Linked DNA regions of Homo sapiens: region 1 is linked to region 2. Evidence: read pairs that join two places in POLR2A ChIA-PET (ENCODE). Cell type or tissue: Panc1. All regions are shown on one strand. Links, peaks and the distances in the headings refer to the core of each region. The heading gives the core; the rest is flanking DNA. Region 1 holds the start of ODF4 (outer dense fiber of sperm tails 4). Region 2 holds the start of AURKB (aurora kinase B).

Region 1 (12,137 bases), core at 4,371-9,370, 130 kb before region 2:
CCAGACCAACATGGAGAAACCCCGTCTCTGCTAAAAATACAAAATTAGCCGGCATGGTGGTGCATGCCTGTAATCCCAGCTACTAGGGAGGCTGAGGCAGGAGAATCGCTTGAACCTGGGAGGCAGAGGTTGCGGTGAGCCAAGATGGTACCATTGCACTCTAGCCTGGGCAACAAGAGCATAACTCCGTCTCAATAAATAAATAAATAAATAAATAAATAAAGTCGATCATATACATTAGGTTGAACCATATAAAATTGCCACATTTAACTACTAACACAACATATATGGTTCAATCTGCAGTGGCGCGATCACGGCTCACTGCAACCTCCATCTTCCAGGTTCAAGCGATTCTCATGCCTCAGCCACCCAGGTAGCTGAGACTACAGGCATGCACCACCACACCCGGCTAATTTTTGTATCTTTAGTAGAGACGGAGTTTCACCATGTTGGCCAGGCTGGTCTCGAACTCCTGACCTCAAGTGATCCGCCCACCTAGTTTTCCCAAAGTGCTGGGATTACAGGCATGAGCCACCTCACGCGGCCCAACCTAATACATATATTTTTAACATACCTGATCCACTCACAATTTGTCCCTGTGAGAGGTGACAGCGTGCTGGCAGTCCTCACAGCCCTTGCTCTCGGCGCCTCCTCTGCCTGGGCTCCCACTTTGGCGGCACTTGAGGAGCCCTTCAGCCCACCGCTGCACTGTGGGAGCCCCTTTCCGGGCTGGCCAAGGCCGGAGTCGGCTCCCTCAGCTTGCAGGGAGGTGTGGAGGGAGAGGCGCGAGCGGGAACCCGGGCTGCGCGCGGCGCTTGCGGGCCAGCTGGAGTTCCGGGTGGGCGTGGGCTTGGCGGGCCCTGCACTCGGAGCAGCCGGCCGACCCTGCAGGCCCCGGGCAATGAGGGGCTTAGCACCCGGACCAGCGGCTGCGGAGGGTGTACTGAGTCCCCCAGCAGTGCCAGCCCACCGGCGCTGAGCTCCATTTCTCGCCGGGGCTTAGCTGCCTTCCCGCGGGGCAGTGCTCGGGACCTGCAGCCCGCCATGCCTGAGCCTCCCACCCCCTCCGTGGGCTCCTGTGCGACCCAAGCCTCCCTGACGAGCGCCAACCCCCTGCTCCACAGCGCCCAGTCCCATCGACCACCCAAGGGCTGAGGAGTGCGGGCGCACGGCGCGGGACTGGCAGGCAGCTCCACTTGCAGCCCCGGTGTGGGATCCACTGGGTGAAGCCAGCTGGGCTCCTGAGTCTGGTGGGGACTTGGAGAACCTTTATGTCTAGCTAAGGGATTGTAAATGCACCAATTGGCACTCTGTATCTAGCTCAAGGTTTGTAAACACACCGATCAGCACCCTGTGTCTAGCTCAGGGTTTGTGAATGCACCAATCAACACTCTGTATCTAGCTGCTCTGGTGGGGACGTGGAGAACCTTTGTGTCTAGCTCAGGGATTGTAAACGCACCAATCAGCGCCCTATCAAAACAGACCACTGGGCTCTACCAATCAGCAGGATGTATTGTGGTTTCATCTGGAGGGATAGACATGACCAAGATCAGCTATGGATGCTCTCCTAGGAGGCTGGCCTCTCTGGGCAACATGTCCAAAGCCTGATGGGCATTGCCAGCATTCCCCAAGCTAACTTTAAAACCCAAATATGCAACTTACCTTTTGGTCTTAGGACCTAACCCTAATGCTTTCCTTTGTTGCCATGTTTTATTCCTGCTGTTACATGGTGGAGGGTGTGGGAGGCTTGGGTGGAAAGCTATAGCAGCCTGGGGGGATGGTGGTAGTGGTGGTTTCCAGGGCACAGGCTCTATGCGCTCTGTCATCGGAGCTGGACACAGAGGGTGGGACTGCTGCCCAGGACACACACCTGGGCTGACCACTTGTGCTGTGGTGCTCCTTGTTTAACCTGCCTCTTATCTTTGAGCCATTTGGCTTTTGAATCCTTCACTATGCTTAAGCCAACAAGTTGGCAAGTGATATCTGTCTCCTAATCAGCTCTACCTCCTCCACCCACTAACTAGCAAATGTTGGGTCAGGGGTAACAAAGTAAAAAGAGGTTTAGCTCTCCAGAGGCGTTTGCCCATGTACAAGTATGTTCTGGTAGAGGTTGGGCAGGTTTAGGCACTAACGGGTGCCAAAAGGCTCCTGGGCAGGAAGAACTGGAAAACAAACTTGTTCTTTCTCCCTTCCTCTCCCTCCTCCTCTAGCTTGCCTCAACAACAGCCAGATATGAGAAAGAAGAGACGGACAATTTATTCCACATCACTCAAGCTCAATCAAGGCAGGGAGAAAGCAGAGGAGTGCAAAATCCTCCCTTTCTCATTCCTTGCAATGATGAGGACCAACCTATTCAAGGGCTGGGGGAGGATGAGGAGATGGGGTCAGATGAATGGACAGAACTTGGTGCCAGGAGTTCAGAAAAGATTACACATGTGTATCCTTCTGCTCAGGATCCAGGACTCCCTCCTGGGTGATGGGGGTGTCTGTGATCGTCTGTGCCCTTGGAGATTCTTCTACTGAGCCGAAACTGCTGCTGCAGGACACGGCACCACTGGGGTGGCTCAGAATCAGACTCCAGAAACTTTTATGGTTGAAGTAGCAAAGGATCGCTGGGAAAGGACAGGGACAGGGGAGAGGAAAGTTGTGACTGGGAGGTTAAGTGACAAGTAGGGTGAGACCAAAGGGAAGATAAGACCCTAAAAATCTAGCCCTGGGGATTGCCAGCCTCTTCCCTCCACACTTTCCCTGCCCTACCCTACCCATGTCGCTTCCTTCCCCCAGGGCCCTCTGGCCACTCACCGCAGGTGAAGTATAGGATAAGCACCAGCCAACCAATGAAATAGCTCCAGCCTATGGGGATGGATACATTCCTTTCCAACTCGAAGATCCAGATGTTAATGGGGAATAGCATGAGGGTGGAGAAGATGAAGGTGACTAGGAGACAGGAGGCAGAGGGTCTCATTGTCATACAAGAGTCCCACAGGAGGTTCTTCCTCATCTGCTAGGCTACAGCCACAAACCACATCACCACACACAGAGTGACTGGCCCTGAGGTTCCAGGAGTCAACCCCTGCATTTCTACCTCTCCTGTGACCAAGAAATGATGTAACTCGATTCTCGGTTCTGTTCTCCCACCACCCACAAAACCCTCATACCACCCCCAAAGAAGAGGGAGAAGTGCCCAGGAAGATGGGGGTTAGGAAAACAAAGGACCTTTCCAGAGCTAGGAGGCACCTTCACAGAAGCTCAAGATGGTCCCGAAGCCCACAAAGGGCAATTTTTGAACAGCGGGCAGGTAGGGCAGGTGCAACCAGATGGTGAGGACGAGGCCCAGCCCCAGGGTCAGGTTGAAGCTTAACTTAGCCACCTTAAACATGGGCTGATTGTCCACAGCTTAAAACTGCCTGGGGAAAATGACAAACAAACAAGATCAACTAAGGATTTACAAAAGATGAAACATAATCAAATGAGCAAATACAAGAAAATGTACCGCCAGGCGCGGTGACTCACGCCTGTAATCCTAGCACGTTGGGAGGCCGAGGCAGGTGGATCACAAGGTCAGGAGTTCAAGACCAGCCTGGCCAACATAGCGAAACCCCGTCTCTACTAAAAATACAAAAATTAGCTGGGCATGGTGGTGCATGCCTGTAGTCTCAGCTACTCCGGAGGCTGAGGCAGGAGAATCGCTTGAACCTGGGAAGCGGAGGTTGTGGTGAGCCACTGCACTCCAGCCTGGGCAACAGAGCGAGACGCCGCCTGCAAAAAACAAAAAACAAAAAAGACAGAAAGAAAATGTACAGACCCATTAATAATCAGAGAAATGCACATTTGAAATAAAAATGAAATATTGCTTTCACTTCTTAAACAATCCGAGATCCTTGATATGGATATTGTTTGATAACCTCAACCACATGCAAATGAATACCTCAACAGAAAAAATGTACAGAGGACTTAAACTGCAATTCTCCAAAGAAGGAGTACAAATGTCTGATAAACATATAAAGCTCAACACAAAGAATTGCTAATTAAATGTGATTTGTGAAAAACCATCGAGGCTGAGCATGGTGGCTCGCACCTGTAATCCCACCACTTTGGGAAGCTGAGGTGGGAGGATCTCTTGAGCCTGAGGGTTTGAGAGCAGCCTGGACAACATAGGGAGGCCCTGTCTCTTTAAAAATATACAATTGGTGTCGGGTGCAGTGGCTCACCCCTGTAATCCTAGCACTTTGGGAGGCCGAGGTGGGCAGGTCACTTGAGATCAGGAGTTCGAGACCAGCCTGGGCAACATGGTGAAACCCCATCGCTACTAAAAATATAAAAATTAGCTGGGCATGGTGGCATGCGCCTGTAATCCCAGCTGCTGGGAAGCTGAGACAAGAGAATCGCTTGATCCCAGGAAGCTGAGGTTGCAGTCTATATATATATAGACACACACACACACACACACACACACACACACACTTGGCTGGGTGCGGTGGCTCACACCTGTAATCCCAGCACTTTGGGAGGCCGAGGTGGGCAGATCACGAGGTCAGGAGATCGAGACCATCCTGACCAACATGGTGAAACCCCATCTCTACATACATATATATAAACTGTCAAATTAGCAAAGATCAAAATAAGATTGATAACACCTAGTATAGGAGAGTATGTAGAGAAAAGAGGTCCTCTCATACGCTCCTGGTGGGCAGCATTTGTGGTGAATGATCTGGTACAAAAGATCCAGAAAATCTACATTCTTTGACCCTACAATGCTTCTTCTTGGAATTTATGTTAAGGAATAATCAGAGATCTGCAGCAAAATCTCAGTACAGGAATCTTCTTTGCAGAGATATTAATATGTCGGCTGGGTGTGCTGGCTCACGCCTATAATCCCAGTACTTTGAGAGGCTGAGGTGGGCGGATCACTTGAGGTCAGGAGTTTGAAACCAGCCTGGCCAACATGGTAAAAACCCCGTCTCTACTAAAAATACAAAAATTAGCCAGGTGTAGTGGCACCTGTCTGTAGTCTCAGCTACTGGGGAAACTGAGGTGGAAGGATCACTTGAGCCCAGGAAGCAGGGGTTGCACTGAGCCGAGATCATGCCACTGCACACCAACCTGGGCAACAGAGCAAGACTCCATCTCAAAAAAAAAAAAAAATGTCCAATAAGCTCCTTGATTTAGAAGAGATTTGTAAAATAAATTATACTATCCCCATACATTGTGTTATTGTGTGTTCATTTAAAATGGTGATAGGTGATAGACTGGGCACAATGGCTCACACCGGTAATCCCAACACTTTGGGAGGTGGAGGCAGGAGAATCACTTGAGCCCAGGAGTTGGAGACCAGCCTGGGCAACAGAGGGAGACCCTGGTCTCTACAAATTAAAAAAAAAAAAGTAGCCAGGCATGGTGGCATCTGTGGTGCCAGCTACTTGGGAGCTTCAAGGTGGGAGGATCACTTGGGCCCAGCAGTTTGAGGCTGCAGTGCAATAAACTACAATCACACCACTGCAGTCCATCCTGGGTGACGGAGTGAGACACTGTCTCAAAATAAAAATAAAAATAGATGCTTGTCTCTGAATAGAGTGTCTCTGGAAAGAAACAGGAGAAACTAGGGAGGGAGACTGGATACTAAGAGATAACAGACTCACTTCAGTATACAATCTTTTGTATTCTTTGAATTTTCACTGTTTATACACACCTAATCCTAATTAAATAAATTTTAAAAATCAGTGATGTTTGGCCGGATGCGGTGGCTCACGCCTGTAATCCGTGAGCCGAGGCACTTTGGGAGGCCGAGGCAGGCGGATCATCTGAGGTCAGGAGTTCAAAACCAGCCTGGCCAACATGGTGAAACTCCGTCTCTACTAAAAATACAAAAATTAGCTGGGCATGGTGGTGGGCGCCTGTAATCCCATCTACTTGGGAGGCTGAGGCAGGATAATCGCTTGAAACCGGGAGGCAGAGGTTGCAGTGACCTGAGACCGCAACTGCATTCCAGCCTGGGCAACAAAGCAAGACTCTGTCTCAAATAAATAAATAAATAAAAATAAAAAGCCTGGCTGTCTTTGAGTAACTCCGTAGAGCAAGGCGCCTATGTGAGTTTTAGAGCCAGGCACACCTGAGTTGCAATTCCAACCCTGCCATTATTAGGTTGATCCATGTGAAATTCTCCTTTTGTAGGTGAAAAGCAGTCAAATATTAGCATGTCATTTGGTTCAATCTAAATAGCTTTATGACCCTGAGCAAGGTACTTAATCTCTCTGAGTCCCAATTTTCTCATCTCTAAAATAGGGATAATTATCCCTATCCCTTAGGATTGACTAAGGACTAAATTGAACAAATGGAGTAAGTGTACAATAAAGGATAGCTTTTGTTTCCCCAAATTTATTATAATAAGGACATAATATTTTCATAATGCTTTCATAATTCATTATATGAATATTTTCATATTCATATGATAAGGACATAATACTTTCAGAAAATAATAGCTGTGTGATTTTTTTCATGCTAAGGAGAGTGAAAAAATGGAAATAAGGGTCAAAAGCTCTGGTTTTCCCCAGGAGCAGGGAAAGAACTCCAAATTCCTGAGGGGTGAGGGAACAGCATAACCAGAGACTAACAACAATAAGAACCAGGTGTGGTGGCCACGGCCTGTAGTCTGAGCTTCTCCGGAAGTTAAAGCAGGAGGATCCCTTGAGCCTGGAAGTTCGAGGCTGCAGTGAGCTATGATTGCACCACTGTACTCCAGCCTGGGTGACAGAGTGAGACCTTGTCTCTAAAAAAATCAGCGAAACAAACAGAAAAAAACAAGGATGAGGAATGAAGCAGCTGCAAGAATTCAGGGAAAGAAGGAACACAGAAGCCAGATGTGGAAAAAGGAAAATGATCCAGAAAAGCAAGGCCTGAGGCAGAAGGAAAGGAGAATGTGTGGGATCAGGGCCTGAGAGGGGACATTGCAAGGAGTCCTCTCAAAGCTCTGGGTACACAAGACTAAGGAAACCCCCATCTCACTGGGGCTCTTGTCCCTGGTAAATTAGGCGATTAATGAATGATTCTCTTGTGCTGAGTCCATGCCCCTCGTAACTTTTTTTTTTTTTTGAGACAGAGTTTTACTCTTGTTGCCCAGGCTGGAGTGCAATGGTGCGGTCTCGGCTCACCGCAACCTCCACCTCCCGGGTTCAAGCAATTCTCCTGCCTCAGTCTCCAGAGTAGCTGGGATTACGGGCATGTGCCACCACGCCTGGCTAATTTTTTGTATTTTTAGTAGAGACGGGGTTTCACTATGTTAGCCAGGATGGTCTCGATCTCCCAACCTTAGGTGATCTGCCTGCTTTGGCCTCCCAAAGTGCTGGGATTACAGGTGTGAGACGCAGTGCCCAGCCTGATTTTTTTTTTTTTTTTTTTGAGACAGGAGTCTCACTAAATTGCCCAGGCTGGACTCAAATTCTTGGGCCCAAGCAATCCTCCCACCTCAGCCTCCTGGATAGCTGAGACTACAGGTGTGCAGCACCATGCCCAACTCTCTCACAGCATTCTTAGAAGCACAGATTTGGCTCTGGGTTTTATCAAAAGCAGTGACATTTTCCATTGCACCAATCAAATCTATTTAGCCAGGCTACAGGATGAGAAACGATCATCGGAGGTCTCAGTGCCAGTGGAACCATCTTGCAGGCCAAAAAGTAAAGATGACCAGAAAGAGGGAACAAGAATACATCCAGGGTGCAGATACAGAGGCCAAGACAGGCTGGCGGCCTGGGCTGGGATGGGGGGTGGAGGGGCTCACCTTTCCCATTCTCTAAGTCAGAACAGCTCCTGGATTTGTAAAAGTGCAGGAGCCCCATGGACATAACGTGGGCTGATGTGTGGATTCTGTTGCTGACATCCACGGGCCAGCGCTGGTAGAAGAGGCTCCTAGAGAGGTCCAGCCATTTCTTGGAGAAGGCCACGACCAATAGTAGGATAAAGGCAACCAGGCTGAGCTCAGAGGCCAACACCTGGGCCATCCAGCGGAAGCTGTGTGTGATTCTCCATTGAAAGGGCAGCGGAGAGTTCTGGCGCTGGCCCAAGGACCTGTTACTACTGAGGGAGAGGGTGGAGGACAGCAGTCTCCCATCTTGTCCCAGCTCACCTGTGCCCCATCCTGCCTCCCCACTCTTCCTTTCCTTTCCAGGTCTCTGATGTTGGTCTCTTTCTCCTTCTGACCTGGGGAACTCATTCCCAGAGTACTCTGCATCCATCTTGAGCACCACTTCACCCTCTGTCTCCCCTTTCCCTCACCAGACTCAATTGTCTCTTCTCATCTTTTGGATATTTTCATCAGCTGCCACCATGCAGCCTGAGGTCTGAGAAAGAATGAGGAAGTCTAATAACAGACCTCGATCAAATAAGAGACTCTTGATCCAAGAGAAGGCCCCAACCCATTCAGCAGGCCAGGTCCCCTAACTGCCACGGAATTTTCCTGGGGCACAGTGAGATGGGGGAGGGAAGCCAAGTCTTCAGCAATTTTTTTTTTTTTTTTTTTTTTTTTTAGAGAGAGAGACAGGGTCTCCCTCTATTGCCCAGGCTGGGATGCAGTGGCACAACCTTGGCTCACTGCAACCTTGAACTCCTGGGTTCAAGTGATCCTCCCACCTCAGCCTCCTGAGTAGCTGGGATTACAGGATTGTGCCAGCATGCCTGGCTAATTTTTCAATTGTTTGTAGAGATGGGGTCTTGATATGTTACCCAGCCTGGTCTCAAACTCCTGGCCTCTGCCAGGCACGGTGGCTCACGCCTGTAATCACTGCACTTTGGGAGGCCGAGGTGGGTGGATCACCTGAGGTCGGGAGTTCGAGACCATCTTGACCAACATGGAGAAACCCCATCTCTACTAAAAATACAAAATTAGCTGGGCGTGGTAGCACATGCCTGTAGTCCCAGCTACTCAGGAGGCTGAGGCAGGAGAATTGCTTGAACCTGGGAGGCGGAGGTTGCGGTGAGCCGAGATCGCACCATTGCACTCCAGCCTGGGCAACAAGAGTGAAACTCAGCCTCAAAAAAAAAAAAAAAAAACTCCTGGCCTCATGAGATCCTCCCCACTTGGCCTCCCAAAGCACTGGGATTACAGGTGTGAGCCACCTTGCCTGGCCTGTGGCTCCAGCTCTAACTCTTTCCGGAAATCCTGTTTCTCAGGCCACAGCTCAGAACTGTGGATCTGACACCTCCCTCCAGCTTCTGCCTCCCTTTACATATGAGCAATGGTATGTGAGAGGCCCTCCTGTGGTCTGCATATGGTTAATTTGTCTTCACCAAACCTCATGCTGAAATTTGCTCCCCAGTGTGGTGGTGATGGGAGGTGAGAGGGCCTAGTGGGTGGTGTTTGGGTCATGGGGGCAGATGCCTTGTGATTGGATTAACGCCTTCCCTGAGACCTCACTCCATTAGCTCCCCGCAATAGCTGGTTGTTAAAAAGAACCTGGCGCTGTTACCAAGCAAAAGTGCTCGCTGCCAGATGTGCATAGAAGCCAATACTCCAATACTAGGGCACTAGGTTTTGAGAAAAGGAAAGCTTTATTGTGAGCTGACCCACGAGGATACGGGAATCCAGCTCAAATCTGTCTCTCTTTGCTGGTCTTAAGGCAGTACTTTTATTAGAAAAGGTTTAGGGGGAGGATTCTGGGATTAGCGGGTGATTGGTGGAAAGAAAGGAGAAGTCTAGAAAGTCCTTAATCATGTCTGGTTATCTCCAAGGTTCTTCGTGGGTTGCATGTGCAAATTTGGTGGCGTTAGTATGAAACAGCAGGTGGAAATTCAGGCTGTGACATCAGCAAGCTCGTTCTGTGCGGATTGCTGTCAGCCATACGGGTTCCCACTGATTTCAGCCAGTCCTGTTATAAGCAAAGGGATTTTTCAGCATTTCAGCAAGCTGTTTCTTAGCTGCCATCCTGTAAACTCGAAAATGTCTGTTAATCACTGGTTTATTTAACTGTTTGGGGCACAGTTTCAGCTCCTCCCTTACCTTGTGATCTCTGCACAAGCCAGCTCCCCCTTGCCTCCACCATAAGTGAAAGCAGCCTGACGTCCTCAACAGATGCCCAATCTTGAGCTTTCTGGCCATCAGAATTGTGAGCCAAATAGCCCTTTTTTCTTTATAAATTATTCACCCTCAGGTATTCTGTTATAGCAACACAAAATGGACTAGGACAGTCCCCTTTTCTCTTCCTAGTTCCTCTGCCCTAACCCCAACCCCAAATGCTCACTGATGGAGCAGGGGGAGGGAGCAGGAGCTTATCCCCAGGAAAAGATCCTCCCTCCATTGTTCTTTGGACATGTCTTGCAAAGATGTCATCGAGCTTCCCATTGCTTTCCCCAACCCTTCACCTCCCTCCCAGCTCTACTCACTGCTAGTCAATCACCACCAGTTCCTTCCCTCTTCTTTTGACTTTTCTTTTTCCTTTCTTTTTTTTCTCAGCACCAGAAAGAGGAGGATGTAGGATGAGAATGGGTCCTAGAGGTGTCATGCCTTCTGAGATTGTTATAATTTTATTTATTTATGTATTTATTTATTGAGACAGTCTTCCTTCATCACTCAGGCCAGAAGGAGTCTCTGTCTAAAAAAAAAGAACATAGGCTTTGGGGTCCAACAGGCAAAGGTATGAAAAATGGGTCTTCCCCGCCTTTTTTTTTTTTTTTTTTTGAGATGGGATTTCACTCTTGTTGCCCAGGCTAGAGTGCAATGGCGCCATCTTGGTCAGCTAACTGCAACTTCCGCCTCCTGGGTTCAAGCAATTCTCCTGCCTCAGCCTCCCAAGTAGCTGGGATTACAGGAATGAGCCACCACGCCCAGCTAATGTTTTGTATTTTGTAGAGACAGGATTTCACCATGTCAGTCAGGCCGGTCTCAAACTCCTGACCTCAGGTGATCCACCTGTCTCAGCCTCCCAAAGTCTTGGGATTACAGGTGTGTGCCACCACATGCAGCCGGGTCTTCCTCTTAATAGCCCTGTGAACCTGGATGTCATATAGCTTCCTTATGCCTCAGTTTACTCATCTGTAACACAGGAACAATATTTTTCTCATAGACTTGGTAAGAGTGCTGAATGAGATAATGATCAAAAAGCACTCACTAGTTCATAGTAAATTCCCAGCAACTGGTAATTATGTTGTTAAATTATCATTTTAATTGTTTTTACAGTCTTTCACTAGCAAACAGGGAAAGAGCAAAAATGCAGAAGATAATTCCTGGCAAGCATCCTTGCCAGTCAGTGGCATCTGCAAATCATGGAACAGATTAACTCTCCAAATTAACTCTCCTTGTAAGCAAAAGGAGAGTGAACTATGAATCCTGATGTCACCTGTGCAGTGGGACCTCAGGAATGGTTGAAAGTTGAAATTCAAAGCCTGTGAGGGCGCTTCTTCTGGCTGTGGTCTCTGCCCCTCCCTGGGCGTCTTCCTCTGTCTCTGCAGACCAGCCTCTTCCTCTGCTCTGGTCCACATGGTGGGAAACATGGCCCTCACACTCCAAGCTGTGTATCAGACCCCTCCAGCTGCTGGAGGGGAGACCTCTCAGTCCCAAGTCCAAGCATTCTCTGGCCCTGCCAGGGACGAGTGTCATCCTTAGAACAAGCAGCTACAGTTGGGGCACTGGGTCAGAAGACAGAATCTTTTTTTTTTTTTTTTTTGAGACAGGGTCTCACTCTGTCGTCCAGGCTGGAGTGCAGTGGTGCAAGCTCCGCCTCCCGGGTTCATGCCATTCTCCTGCCTCAGCCTCCCGAGTAGCTGGGACTACAGGTGCCCACCACCACGCCTGGCTAATTTTTTGTATTTTTAGTAGAGATGGGGTTTCACCGTGTTAGCTAGGATGGTCTCGATCTCCTGACCTCGTGATCTGCCCGCCTCGGCCTCCCAAAGTGCTGGGATTACAGGCATGAGCCACCACACCCAGCCAGAAGACAGAATCTTGAAGATGGGAGAAGGAGGGGAGAACACTGGGAGAGGGGGTGGTGGGCCTGCTGGGAATGTCATTTACACAGAGCCAGTGTCGTCAGGATTGGGCTTCCTCCCTCGAATCCTCTTTAGTTTTTAAGTTTTTCCTGGAGTTTCTTTTTTTTTTTTTTTTTTTTTGAGACGGAGTCTCACTCTGTCCCCCAGGCTGGAGTGCAGTGGTG
Region 2 (12,137 bases), core at 3,436-8,435:
ACGGGGTTTCACCATGTTGCCCAGGGTGGTCTTGAACTCCTGAGCTCAGGCAATCCACCCTCCTTGGGCTCCTGAAGTGCTAGGATTACAGACATGAGCCACTGCGCCCTGCCCATTTTTTGTTTTTATTGAGACAGGGTGTCACTCTAATGTCGGGGCTGGAGTGCAGTGGTGCAATCATGGCTCACCACAGCCTTGACCTCCGGCCTCTGCTGATCCTCCTGCCTCAGCCTATCAAGTAGCTTGGACTAGAGGCACACACTACCATACTGGCTAATTTTTTTTTTTTTTATTTGTAGAGACGGGGTTTCACAGGTTGCCCAGGCTGATCTTAAACTCCTGGGCTCAAGTGATACAGCCGCCTTAGCCTCCCAAAGTGCTGGGATTACAGGCGTGAGCCGCCAAGCCTAGCCATGGTTTGTTTTTTCTACACAATATGCTTAAACAGCAAATAGCATTTAGAATGCATTCAGAAAGGATATTAGCTGAATAATAATCTTCTCTATTGTTCATGTAAGAAAAGTGCTAACGTAGGCATGTAGAGGCTCAACAATGTCATCAAGTCCTGAAGTTCTTTCCAGGCCTCTCTTCTGCCTTCTGCAATGTTAGGCTTCAATGTCAAGCTGCTTCCTTCAGTAGCACTAGAAGCAGCAATGAGGGCTGCATGCTTCCCTGCTCACTTCCAGAAATCTCTTCCTCCATACCTTGCCCTATACATCTTTTCATCTATATCATTTGTAATACACTTTATGATAAACCAGTAAACGTTAAGTGTTTCCTTGAGCTGCCCAGCATTCTGAGCAAGAAACTGATTCCCACTAGCTGGCCCACTTAAATCACAGGCTTATGCCTGATCCAATAACCATAATCTGGAATAAAAGGTATTGATTAGTATAAGTTAATTGGGGCTCATTTCTGGACCTGCAATGAAGTCAGTTTCCTTCTCAAATCCTCAAAACTCTAAGTGCTTTCAGAAGTGGGAATAAAGCTGGGCGCAGTGGCTCACGCCTGTAATCCAAGCACTTTGGGAGACCAAGGCGGGCGGATCACCTGAGGCCAGCCTGAGCAATGTGATGAAACCCCGTCTCTACTAAAAATACAAAAATTAGCCGGGCGTGGTCACATGCACCTATAATCCTAGGTACTCGGGAGGCTGAGACAGGAGAATCAGTTGCACCCTGGAGGAGGAGGTTGTGGTGAGCTGAGATTGTGCCATTGCACTCCAGCCTGGGCAACACAGCGAATCTTCATCTCAAAAAAAAAAAAAAAAGTGAGATTTAAATAGGTCTTCATCAACCTAGGGATTTGGGGTTGTCAGCAACAGAAACTACTACAGAAACCGACTGCATAGACTGGAGAGACAGGTGGTCCCCTAAAGGAAAAATAGAGTGTTAGAAGAAAGGAGAAGAGTGCTGGACAGTACATACTTAATAAATATCCACTGGTTATTTCATAGAAGGCCCAAAAATGTATTTATTTAACCCAGTAATGAAATCTGAGGGTTAGGAAGAGCAGAAAAGAAGGAAGTGTGGCAGGAAGGAGGAAAAATGAAAGTGGGCCCAAACAACACGGCAGCTAACAGAGATCTTGCAACGAAAGGTCTATTGGTGGAAAAACTCCTCCCAGGAATGTCAGAACTTTTAAGAACGACATAGTAATGACACAAGAATAAACACACAGGCAAATGAGCAAACAACGGAATACAAAGTCTAGAAATAGACACAAGTAAATATGCTAACATTATATATCAAGGGCAGCATTTAAATTCTGTTGGGGCAGTTTGTTTAACAAATGGTGTTGACATAACTGGCGCTCCATCGGGCAGAGAAGTTAGACCCCAGCTCATACATGCATAAGGATAAACTCCAGTTACATTAAAGATTTAATTTTTTTTATAAAAAGAAGAAGGCCGGGCACGGTGGCTCACGCCTGTAATCCCAGCATTTTGGGAAGCCGAGGCGGGTGGATCACCTGAGGACAGGAGTTCGAGACCAGATTGGCCAACACAGCGAAAACCCGTCTCTAATAAAAATACAAAAATTAGCCAGGCGTGGTGGCGGGCGCTTGTAATCCCAGCTACTCGGGTGGCTGAGGCACGAGAATCGCTTGAACCCGGGAGGCAGAGGTTGCAGCAAGCCCAGATAGCACCATTATACTCCAGCCTGAGCGACAGAGAGAGACCTGTCTCAAAAAAGGAAAAAAAAAAAGAAAAGAAAAAGCAAGATAATTCACTGGGGGAATTTGGGGAAACTTTCCTAAACTGGAAGCCAAGCGTGAGCCCTTCTCATTCCGCCTCTTCCATTGGGTTCCCATGACTTACGTCACAGGACATCGAGCCAATGGGAACTAGGCATGGGCGACGAGCTTGCCCAATGGGGCCGGGGCGGGAGATTTGAAAAGTCCTTGGCCAGGGCGCGGCGTGGCAGATTCAGTTGTTTGCGGGCGGCCGGGAGAGTAGCAGTGCCTTGGACCCCAGGTGAGCTGGCCTCCTGTCGCAGGCCTTGCGCCGGGAGTGGGCAGATGATCAGGTAGATCAGAGGGTCCGTTGGGCTGGCCTGCGCGCACGCCGCAGGGCTGGAAGGAGGTAGGGACGATAGCAGGGCGGGGGCGGTGAGACCAGCGCCCAGATTGGGGCTAGTGTGCTGACCTGCTCCCTTTTACCAGCTCGGGCTAGCGCTTCCGGCTCGATCGGTCCAACCCCTCCCTCTCTCTCTCTTTTTCTCTGCTTCTCACGGCTGTTTCCCTTCTCCGCCCAGCTCTCCTCCCCCTTTCTCTCTAAGGATGGCCCAGAAGGAGAACTCCTACCCCTGGCCCTACGGCCGACAGACGGTAAGGCCCTTCCCTCCGTCCCTGCGCCCCCATGACCCCGCATGGCGAGTTCCTGCTGGGAAACTTGAGATCCTGCAATGAGCAATCCTTTAAGCACTTTCTTCCCCGTTATGCTCCAAAGTACGGGTCCCAAGTTTGACGACAGAACCCGCTCTGGTCATTTGTAGCCACATCCTGTCAGGTGCTGCCAACGTGAATCTGACCAGCCAGTGACTCCCAGCTGGTGAGGACCTCTGCAGGGCTCGTCACATACAAATGATATCTGGGACTGAGCAGGCAGGGCCTGGCCTTCAGGCCATGATTCCCAATCCATATCCTGAAAAAAAAAAAACTAGACAGCAAATAGAAATAGACTCTAAAAGGATATAAAGTTACAGTTTAAAAGGCCCAGGGCAAGTCTAAATTACAATTTGGAATTAATGACTAAATTGAGGTAAGAATCTAAATGGATCTAAATTGACTTATTTCCCAATGGTCCAGACAGATTTCATTGAAGGGCCTCCTCTCTGATTTGAAATGCCACCTTTATTATATATATAAATTCCCACATATATGTGGGTCTATTTCTGGACTGTATTTTATTCAACTTGCTTATTTGTAGATTGGTACCAATATCACTATTTGGGGCCTAGGGGCTTTCTTCTCTTGGCTGCAGAAGAAGGAAGGGGCCCTGCACAGGCTTTGCTCCCTGTTTTTGGAGCTCTTGCTTCCTGGAGAGTCTGTCTGTTCCCTTGTACATCAGCTCCCTCCCTCATGGAGCACTGAGTGAGGCTGTCAGGAATGGAGTCTGAATGAGAAACCATTGTCACTTTTACCTTAGTCACTCCTAAAAGAAAATGTACCTATTATTTTGAGAGTTGAAAGTGAGGCCAGGTAGGTGGCTCACGCCTGTAATCCCAGCACTGGGAGGCTGAGGCAGGTGGATCACCTGAGGTCAGGAGTTCGAGACCAGCCTGGCCAACATGGTAAAACCCCGTCTCTACTAAAAATACAAAAATTAGCCAGGCATGTGCCTGTAATCCCACCTACTCAGGAGGCCGAGGCAGGAGAATTGCCTGAACCTGGGAGGTGGAGGTTGCAGTGAGCCGAGATGGCACCATTGCACTCCAGCCTGGGTAATAGAGCGAGACTCCATCTCAAAAAAAAAAAAAAATGAAGAAGTTGAAAGTGAGAAGTGGTCCAGGGCCATCAGGGTAGCTCTTAGTGTCCTTAAAGCCTGTTCTTGCAAAAGTGTAAATCCTGGTTATTGCTATAACATTCAAGGCCTCAAGCATCTTATCTAAGCCTTAATAAACTAAGCTTTTTAGGAGACTTTGAGAATACCTCTGTGCTAAACCCCTTGAATTGTGGGTGTTCATTGACGCAGCTCTCTACTGTGGTGTAAGTGAGGGGCTGGATGAATGACTGTGTTGTTATGGACAGGACTTATACAGGTTGAACAGCTTCATGCCTGAAAAGTGTGGGCCAGGGCCAAAGAAGTGAAATGTTAGGTGTTGGTGTGAGTCCTTTGCCCCTTATCTTAGGCCTACTTAGGTTATTTATTTTTTATTTATTTATTTATTTATTTATTTATTTATTTATTTTTTGAGACGGAGCCTCACTGTGTTGCCCAGGCTGGAGTGCAATGGTGCGATCTCAGCTCACTGCAACCTCTGCCGCCCAGGTTCAAGCGATTCTCCTGCCTCAGCCTCCCGAGTAGCTGGGATTACAGGCGCCTGCCACCACACCTGGCTAATTTTTTTTTTTTTTTTTGAGATGGAGTCTAGCTCTGTTGCCCAGGCTGGAGTGCAATGGTACGATCTCGGCTCACTGCAACCTGTGCCTCCCAGGTTCAAGCGATTCTCCTGCCTCAGCCTCCTGAGTAGCTGGGATTACAGGAGCGTGCCACCACGGCCAGCTAATTTTTGTATTTTTAGTAGAGATGGGGTTTCACTGTGTTGGCCAGGCTGGTCTCAAACTCCTGACCTTGTGATCCGCCTGCCTCGGCCTTCCAAAGTGCTGGGATTACAAGCATGAGCCACCACGCCCAGCCGCACCCAGCTAATTTTTTATATTTTTAGTAGAGATGGCGTTTCACCATGTTGGCCAGGCTGGTCTTGAACTCCTGACTGCGGGAGCCACTGCGCCCAGCCCTAGGTTGTTTATTAATAACCCATTTTAATATGGGACTATGAGCAGAGGCTGGGAAGCAAAACTGTCACATCAGTGTTTCTCTTTGAATTGGGGGTAGGTGGGTGGGTGGCTCTTTAGCAAGGGGCTGAAATACTGCTTGCAGCACATTCCACCCCGGTCATCAGACAAAGGCACCCTCAGAGCTACCCCCTGCTCCTTCTCAGGCTCCATCTGGCCTGAGCACCCTGCCCCAGCGAGTCCTCCGGAAAGAGCCTGTCACCCCATCTGCACTTGTCCTCATGAGCCGCTCCAATGTCCAGCCCACAGGTAACTGGCGCAAGGGGGAGAGGACTGAGCTGGGGAGATGACCGTCTGTGGGAGGGTTTAGGGATGAGAAGGTCATCCCTGTTCGCATTCAACCTACCTGTTCTCTCCTTAGCTGCCCCTGGCCAGAAGGTGATGGAGAATAGCAGTGGGACACCCGACATCTTAACGTAAGTGCCCCAAGCCTGGGGGTGGACGGGGGTGAGGGGACAATGAACAGGCAGGAAGTCGGGGAGATAAAACCTAAGCACGGGAGGAGTAGGGATGAAGACAAGTGGGGCGGAGGACAGGATGGGATGAGGAAGCAGAGAGAAAGCAAACCTCTTAATAACCAAAACCGGTTCTGAGTTGCCTTCCTCCACTTTCTAAGCAGGCGGCACTTCACAATTGATGACTTTGAGATTGGGCGTCCTCTGGGCAAAGGCAAGTTTGGAAACGTGTACTTGGCTCGGGAGAAGAAAAGCCATTTCATCGTGGCGCTCAAGGTCCTCTTCAAGTCCCAGATAGAGAAGGAGGGCGTGGAGCATCAGCTGCGCAGAGAGATCGAAATCCAGGCCCACCTGCAGTATGGGTTGATGCCCCCTGAGCCGAAGCCCCTCTGCTCCCTCACCCCCAGCTCCTCATTCAGCCCCACTTCATCCAGATTGCTTTCTCTGTAGCTATGGCTAGTGAGCCCCATTTAGCTCTTAGTCCTGGCAAGCCTTGAATCCAGAAATCTGCCTCCAGTTTCCCCTTACCACTCCCAGCCCTGGTGTCCCCGGCCTGGGCCACGTCTGACCCCAGTTTGCTCCTATCATCTTTTCCAGCTCTTTTATGCCTTTGGCCTGAGGCCTCCTCTGTCTCTTCCCCCAGCCATCCCAACATCCTGCGTCTCTACAACTATTTTTATGACCGGAGGAGGATCTACTTGATTCTAGAGTATGCCCCCCGCGGGGAGCTCTACAAGGAGCTGCAGAAGAGCTGCACATTTGACGAGCAGCGAACAGCCACGGTCCGGGCGGGTGGGCACCTGGGGCGCCAGTAGGGGGCTCGAGGCTGAGGGTGTGCTGCTTGTAGCTGGAGGTCCATCCTTGTCTGATTGCCTGTCGTTGCCCCTCCCAGATCATGGAGGAGTTGGCAGATGCTCTAATGTACTGCCATGGGAAGAAGGTGATTCACAGAGACATAAAGCCAGAAAATCTGCTCTTAGGGCTCAAGGGAGAGCTGAAGATTGCTGACTTCGGCTGGTCTGTGCATGCGCCCTCCCTGAGGTATGGTGGCCTGGGAGGCCAGACCTGGGTGTGAGGCTGGGCCATTAAAACCTCTCCAGGGGCCGTGCACCGTGGCTCACACCTGTAATCCCAGCACTTTGGGAGGCCGAGGAGGGCGGATCACCTGAGGTCAGGAGTTCGAGACTAGATTTGCCAACATGATGAAACCTTGTCTCTACTAAATATACAAAAATTAGCCGGCCATGGTGGCGGACGCCAGTAATCCCAGCTACTGGGGAGGCTGAGGCAGGAGAATTGTTTGAACCTGGGAGGCGGAGGTTGCAGTGAGCCGAGATTACGCCATTGCACTCCAGCCTGTGTGACAGATCGAGACTCTGTCTCAAAAAAAAAAAAAAAAAATGGTTAGAGTGTGGTGCTAATAACCCCAAGGTCGCAGGTTTGATCCCTGTAGGGGCCAATGGTAAAACTTTGGCCAGGCGCGGTGGCTCACGCCTACCAGTCCCAGCACTTTGGGAGGCCAAGGCGGGTGGATCACTTGAGGCCAGGAGTTCAAGACCAGCGGACCAGCCTGGCCAACATGATGAAACCCCATCTTTACTAAAAACACAAAATTTATTAAGCAGACATGGTGGTGCACACTTGTAATCCCAGCTGTTCGGGAGGCTGAGACATGAGAATCACTTGAACCCGGGAGGCAGAGGTTGCAGTGAGCCAAGATCGCCCCACTGCACTCCAGCCTGGACTCTCTCAAAAAAAGCCCGGAGCAGTGGCCTTTTTTCCTCCCACATCACTTTTTAATGGTTTCATAGTATCACATAGTAGCTGATTTATTTAACCAGAACATGCCTGATGGGCATTAGAGATGTCCCCAGTGAACTCCAAATGAACACTGCCCTCATATCAGGGTATCTTATTAAGATATATCCTTCAGTGTGGAGTTGCTGGGCTGTGTGCAGGCTCACCTCTGGGGCTTTGGGATATATCATCACCCCAACCCCACCCCCACTCCAGTGGCCTTGCCTGGCTGGACCTCTCCCCTGGTACATCCCGTGGTCTTTTGGCTCCCAGCCGTCAGGCAGCAGGGAAAGGAGAGTTCCTATGTCACTAGGACCCCTGCCCACGCCCCTTATCCCTCCCAGGAGGAAGACAATGTGTGGCACCCTGGACTACCTGCCCCCAGAGATGATTGAGGGGCGCATGCACAATGAGAAGGTGGATCTGTGGTGCATTGGAGTGCTTTGCTATGAGCTGCTGGTGGGGAACCCACCCTTTGAGAGTGCATCACACAACGAGACCTATCGCCGCATCGTCAAGGTGGGAGGGCGGCCTGGGCTTCGTGCCAGCTGCTGAAGCCAGGAGCTGGGGGGCTGGGGGTGGGCAGAGTGTATTTGCATGGCCCTAAGTAACTCCAAACAGAATGGGTAGTCAAGGAAGATGTAGCCAGGGTGAAACTAATGCAGCCCTTCCATCTCTTCACACCTGCAGGTGGACCTAAAGTTCCCCGCTTCCGTGCCCATGGGAGCCCAGGACCTCATCTCCAAACTGCTCAGGCATAACCCCTCGGAACGGCTGCCCCTGGCCCAGGTCTCAGCCCACCCTTGGGTCCGGGCCAACTCTCGGAGGGTGCTGCCTCCCTCTGCCCTTCAATCTGTCGCCTGATGGTCCCTGTCATTCACTCGGGTGCGTGTGTTTGTATGTCTGTGTATGTATAGGGGAAAGAAGGGATCCCTAACTGTTCCCTTATCTGTTTTCTACCTCCTCCTTTGTTTAATAAAGGCTGAAGCTTTTTGTACTCATGAGTGTAGATGTTTCTAGGTGGAGGCTTTGCTGTGGAGGAAGCTGTTCCCTAGAAGGAGAGCTGGCTCACCCTGAGGAGCCGGGATGAGCATTACTTTGCTATCCCTGGTAACACCCTACCCTCTCAGCTCTGACACCCACCTGGTCAGCTCCCAGCCACCCCAACCCCTACCCCCACTTCCACCTCTACCCTCACTGTCTATTCTTTCCGTTGCTCAGACTCCCACAGCCCAGGGGCACTGGGGGCCCTGGCTCCCCATTGCTACATTGGAACACCAGCCATCTCTGGCCACCTTCTTTCACCTCTCTCTTGGTTGTCCAACTTCTAGTTTTTCCTTTTCTGTTTCATTCTCTGCCCCTTTGCCAACGTAGGAGCAACTAAACAGTTCTGTACCCTAGAAGCTGTCTTTGATTATTTCACTGCTCTGGTCAGGATCTAGTACAGGAGCCAATAGAAGCAGCAGTGATTCTGTCTTGTTCCTGACATGAGGTTACACTGTTATGCATGATGCTTGCTGTAGGTTTTTGATAGATACCCTTTATCAGGTTAAACAGGGCCTATTCTACTCATAGTTTACTCAGAGTCTTTAAAAAAAAAAACAAAAACAAAAAAACAGTTAAGTCTGGGCGCAGTGACTCATGCCTGTAATCCCTGCACTTTCAGAGGCCGAGGCAGGCAGATCACAAAGTCAGGAGATCGAGACCATCCTGGCCAACATGGTGAAATCCCATCTCTACTAAAAATACAAAAATTAGCTGAGCGTGGTGGTGCACACCTGTAGTCCCAGCTACTCAGGAAGCTGAGGCAGGAGAATCGGTTGAACCCGGGAGGTGGAGGCTGCAGCAAGACCAGATCGCACCAATGCACTCCAGCCTGGCTACACAGCAGGACGGAGTCTCACCCTGTCATGCAGGCTGGAGTGCAGTGGCCCGATCTTGGCTCACCGCAACCTCCAACCTCCTTTCAGGTTCAAGCTATTCTCCTGCCTCAGCCAGCCAAGTAGCTGGGATTACAGGCGCACGCCACCAAGCCTGGCTAATTTTTTTGTAGTTTTAGTAGAGATGGGGTTTCACCATGTTGGCCAGGCTGCTCTCGGACTCCTCACCTCAGGTGATCCACCCTCCTCGGCCTCCCAAAGTGCTGGGATTACAGGCGTACCACGCCTGGACAAGTTTTTTTTTTTTTTTTTGAAACAGAGTCTTGCTCTGTCGCCCAGGCCAGAGTGCAGTGGTGTGATCTCAGCTCACTGCAGCCTCCGCCTCCCGGGCTCAAGTGATTCTCCTGCTTCAGCCTCCCGTGTAGTTGGTATTACAGACATGTGCCACCACTCCTGGCTAATTTTTGTATTTTTAGTGGAGACCGGGTCGGGGTTTCACTGTGTTGGCCAGGCTGGTCTTGAACTCCCGACCTCAAGCAATCTGCCCACCTCGGCCTCCCAAAGTGCTGGGATTACAGGCGTGAGCCACTGCGCCTGGCAGGATTGATTGATTTTTTTTTTTTTTTCTTAATTCATTGCTTTACACCAAGCCTCTAGAACAGTACCCGGAATGTAGAGGACACTCAGTAACTACTGTCAAATGAATAAATCTAACCAAAATTATGGTGGCAGTGGGGTGGAAGAGTGAATTCCTTGAATTTTATAGCAGGAAAAAAACAGGTCATGCCTAAAACTGAAAACTTAAGAAGCAGCAACGGAAGCATGTGATTTAAAAACGTATGGTAGGGGCTGGGCGTGGTGGCTCAGGCCTGTAATCCCAACACTTTGGGAAGCCAAGGCAGGTGGATCACCTGAGGTCAGGAGTTCGAGACCAGCCTGACCAACATGGTGAAACTCTGTCTCTACTAAAAAAATACAAAATTAGCCGGGTGTGGTGGTGCACGCCTGTAATCGCAGCTACTTGGGAGTCTGAGGCAGGAGAATTGCTTAAATCCGGAAGGCAGAGGTTGCAATGAGCTGAGATCACGCCATTGCACTCCAGCCTGGGCAACAAGAGCAAGACTCCTTTTGAAAAAAAAAAAAAGAAATCTGTACTTGTACACCCTGAGAACGTAAAAATTAAAAAAATAAAAATAAAATATACGTGACTGTTGTTTAACAACTTAAAAAAAATGTATGGTAGGCCAGGCTCAGTAGGCCATGCCTGTAATCCCAGCACTTTAGGAGGCCAAGGCGGGCGGATCACGAGGTCAAGAGATCAAGACCATCCTGGCCAACATGGTCAAACCCTGCTTCTACTAAAAATACAAAAATTAGCTGGGCATGGTGGTGTGTGCCTGTAGTCCCAGCTACTAGGGAGGCTGAGGCAGGAGAATCTCTTGAACCCGGGAGACAGAGGTTGCAGTGAGCCGAGGTCAAGCCACTGCACTCCAGCCTGGCGACAAAGTGATACTCCGCCTCAAGAAAAAAAAAAGTATGGTAAATACCCAAAGCAAATCAAAATAAAACAGTGAAAAGACTTGGAACTGGCTATCTCTAGGGAGAAAGAAATGGGCGGGGTGCTTATTTATTTTTTATTTTTTGAGACGGAGTTTTGCTTTGTCACTCATGCTGGAGTGCAGTGGCACAATCTCAGCTCACTGCAACCTCCACCTCCCAGGATCAAGCGATTCTCCTGCCTCAGCCTCCCGAGTAGCTGGGATTACAGGCATGTGCCACCACGCCCAGATAATTTTTGTATTTTTAGTAGAGATGGGTTTCACCATGTTGGCCAGGCTGGTCTCAAACTCCTGACCTCCAGTGATCCACCCGTCTGGGTCTCCCAAAGTGCTGGGATTACAGGCATGAGCCACTTCACCCATCCTGTAATTTTCTTTCTTTCTTTTTTTTTTTTTTTTGAGACAGAGTCTTCTGTCACCGAGGCTGGAGTGCAGTGGCACGATCGCGGCTTACTGCAAGCTCTGCCTCCTGGGTTCACGCCATTCTGCTGCCTCAGCCTCCCGAGTAGCTGGGACTACAGGCGCCCACCACCACGCCCAGCTAATTTTTTTTTTTTTTTTTGTATTTTTTAGTAGAGACGGGGTTTTCACCATGTTAGCCAAGATGGTCCCGATCTCCTGACCTCGGGATCCGCCCGCCTCGGCCTCCCAAAGTGCTGGGATTACAGGCGTGAGCCACCGCGCCCGGCCTTTCAGCCTATAATTTTTAATAAGGATATCCCTAGGGTTTTTTTTAAAGCTCTTCTACTGGATGCACATGCAGATTATTTCCAATGCTTTGCACTGTGGCCAGTGTCTTTTGAGTGCCTCCTGTGCACCTTTGTGATGGTCTCTAGTTGTCCTCTAGGGGACATCTGAAGAAAGACATGGCAATGGAGAGTACCAGCATCTAGAGAAAGACGTGGTAATGCTGGGTACACGCAGGTAAACGGTCTATAGATATCACCAAAAATGCCCCTCTAAGTGGTGGACAGTTTACACTCCCACCGGCAATAATGAAGGACACCTATTTTCCCACAGCCTTAACGCTGACTCCTACTTCTACTGTTACCTGCGGGTAAGCCTGCAGCTATCCGGGAAACTCCGGAGTTGCAACTCTGCAGCAACCTCTCTCCTCTGTTTTCTCGAGGGCAAGAATTCAAACGAGATAAAGGCAAGGTTTTTGCTTTTTCTCAAGACGGAATCTTGCTCTGTTGCCCAGGCTGGAATGCAATGGCGCGATCTCGACTCACTGCAACCTCCGCCTCCTGGGTTCAAGCGATCCTCCTGCTTCAGCCTCCCGAGTAGCTGGGATTACAGGCACGCGCCACCACGCCCGGCTAATTTTTGTATTTTTAGTAGAGACGAAGTTTCACCATATTGCCCACGCTGGTCTCGAACTCCTGACCTCGTGATCCGCCCCCTCCTCGGCCTCCCAAAGTGTTGGG

Evidence for each region. ChIA-PET counts read pairs that join two places held together with the same protein. Peaks named below come from ENCODE experiments on the same cell type or tissue, not always from the same donor. Only the 100,000 strongest peaks of a DNase experiment are listed, where the experiment ranks them.
Region 1: POLR2A ChIA-PET joins it to region 2 with 10 read pairs; 3 of 35 experiments call an interaction of 5 or more read pairs at or near these places.

What each region holds. Positions count from the first base shown.
Region 1 is chr17:8,336,143-8,348,279 of GRCh38, reverse strand. ODF4 (outer dense fiber of sperm tails 4) reads right to left here and starts at 8,440. Exons shown (of 3, transcript NM_153007.5): 1 at 7,775-8,440; 2 at 2,803-2,937; 3 at 2,234-2,612. The coding sequence starts at 8,228. The coding sequence ends at 2,428. LOC124903916 (a long non-coding RNA gene) reads right to left here and starts at 10,223. Exons shown (of 2, transcript XR_007065607.1): 1 at 9,989-10,223; 2 at 9,522-9,857. In Panc1, for the core only: no CTCF peak of the experiment used is centred there; no DNase peak of the experiment used is centred there.
Region 2 is chr17:8,200,869-8,213,005 of GRCh38, reverse strand. AURKB (aurora kinase B) reads left to right here and starts at 2,431. Exons shown (of 9, transcript NM_004217.4): 1 at 2,431-2,476; 2 at 2,757-2,829; 3 at 5,166-5,268; 4 at 5,381-5,435; 5 at 5,639-5,830; 6 at 6,118-6,256; 7 at 6,367-6,515; 8 at 7,616-7,790; 9 at 7,962-8,272. The coding sequence starts at 2,782. The coding sequence ends at 8,135. RefSeq lists enhancers at 2,929-2,978, 2,540-3,199, 8,807-9,307. In Panc1, for the core only: no CTCF peak of the experiment used is centred there; no DNase peak of the experiment used is centred there; H3K4me3 peaks cover 694 bases; H3K27ac peaks cover 427 bases.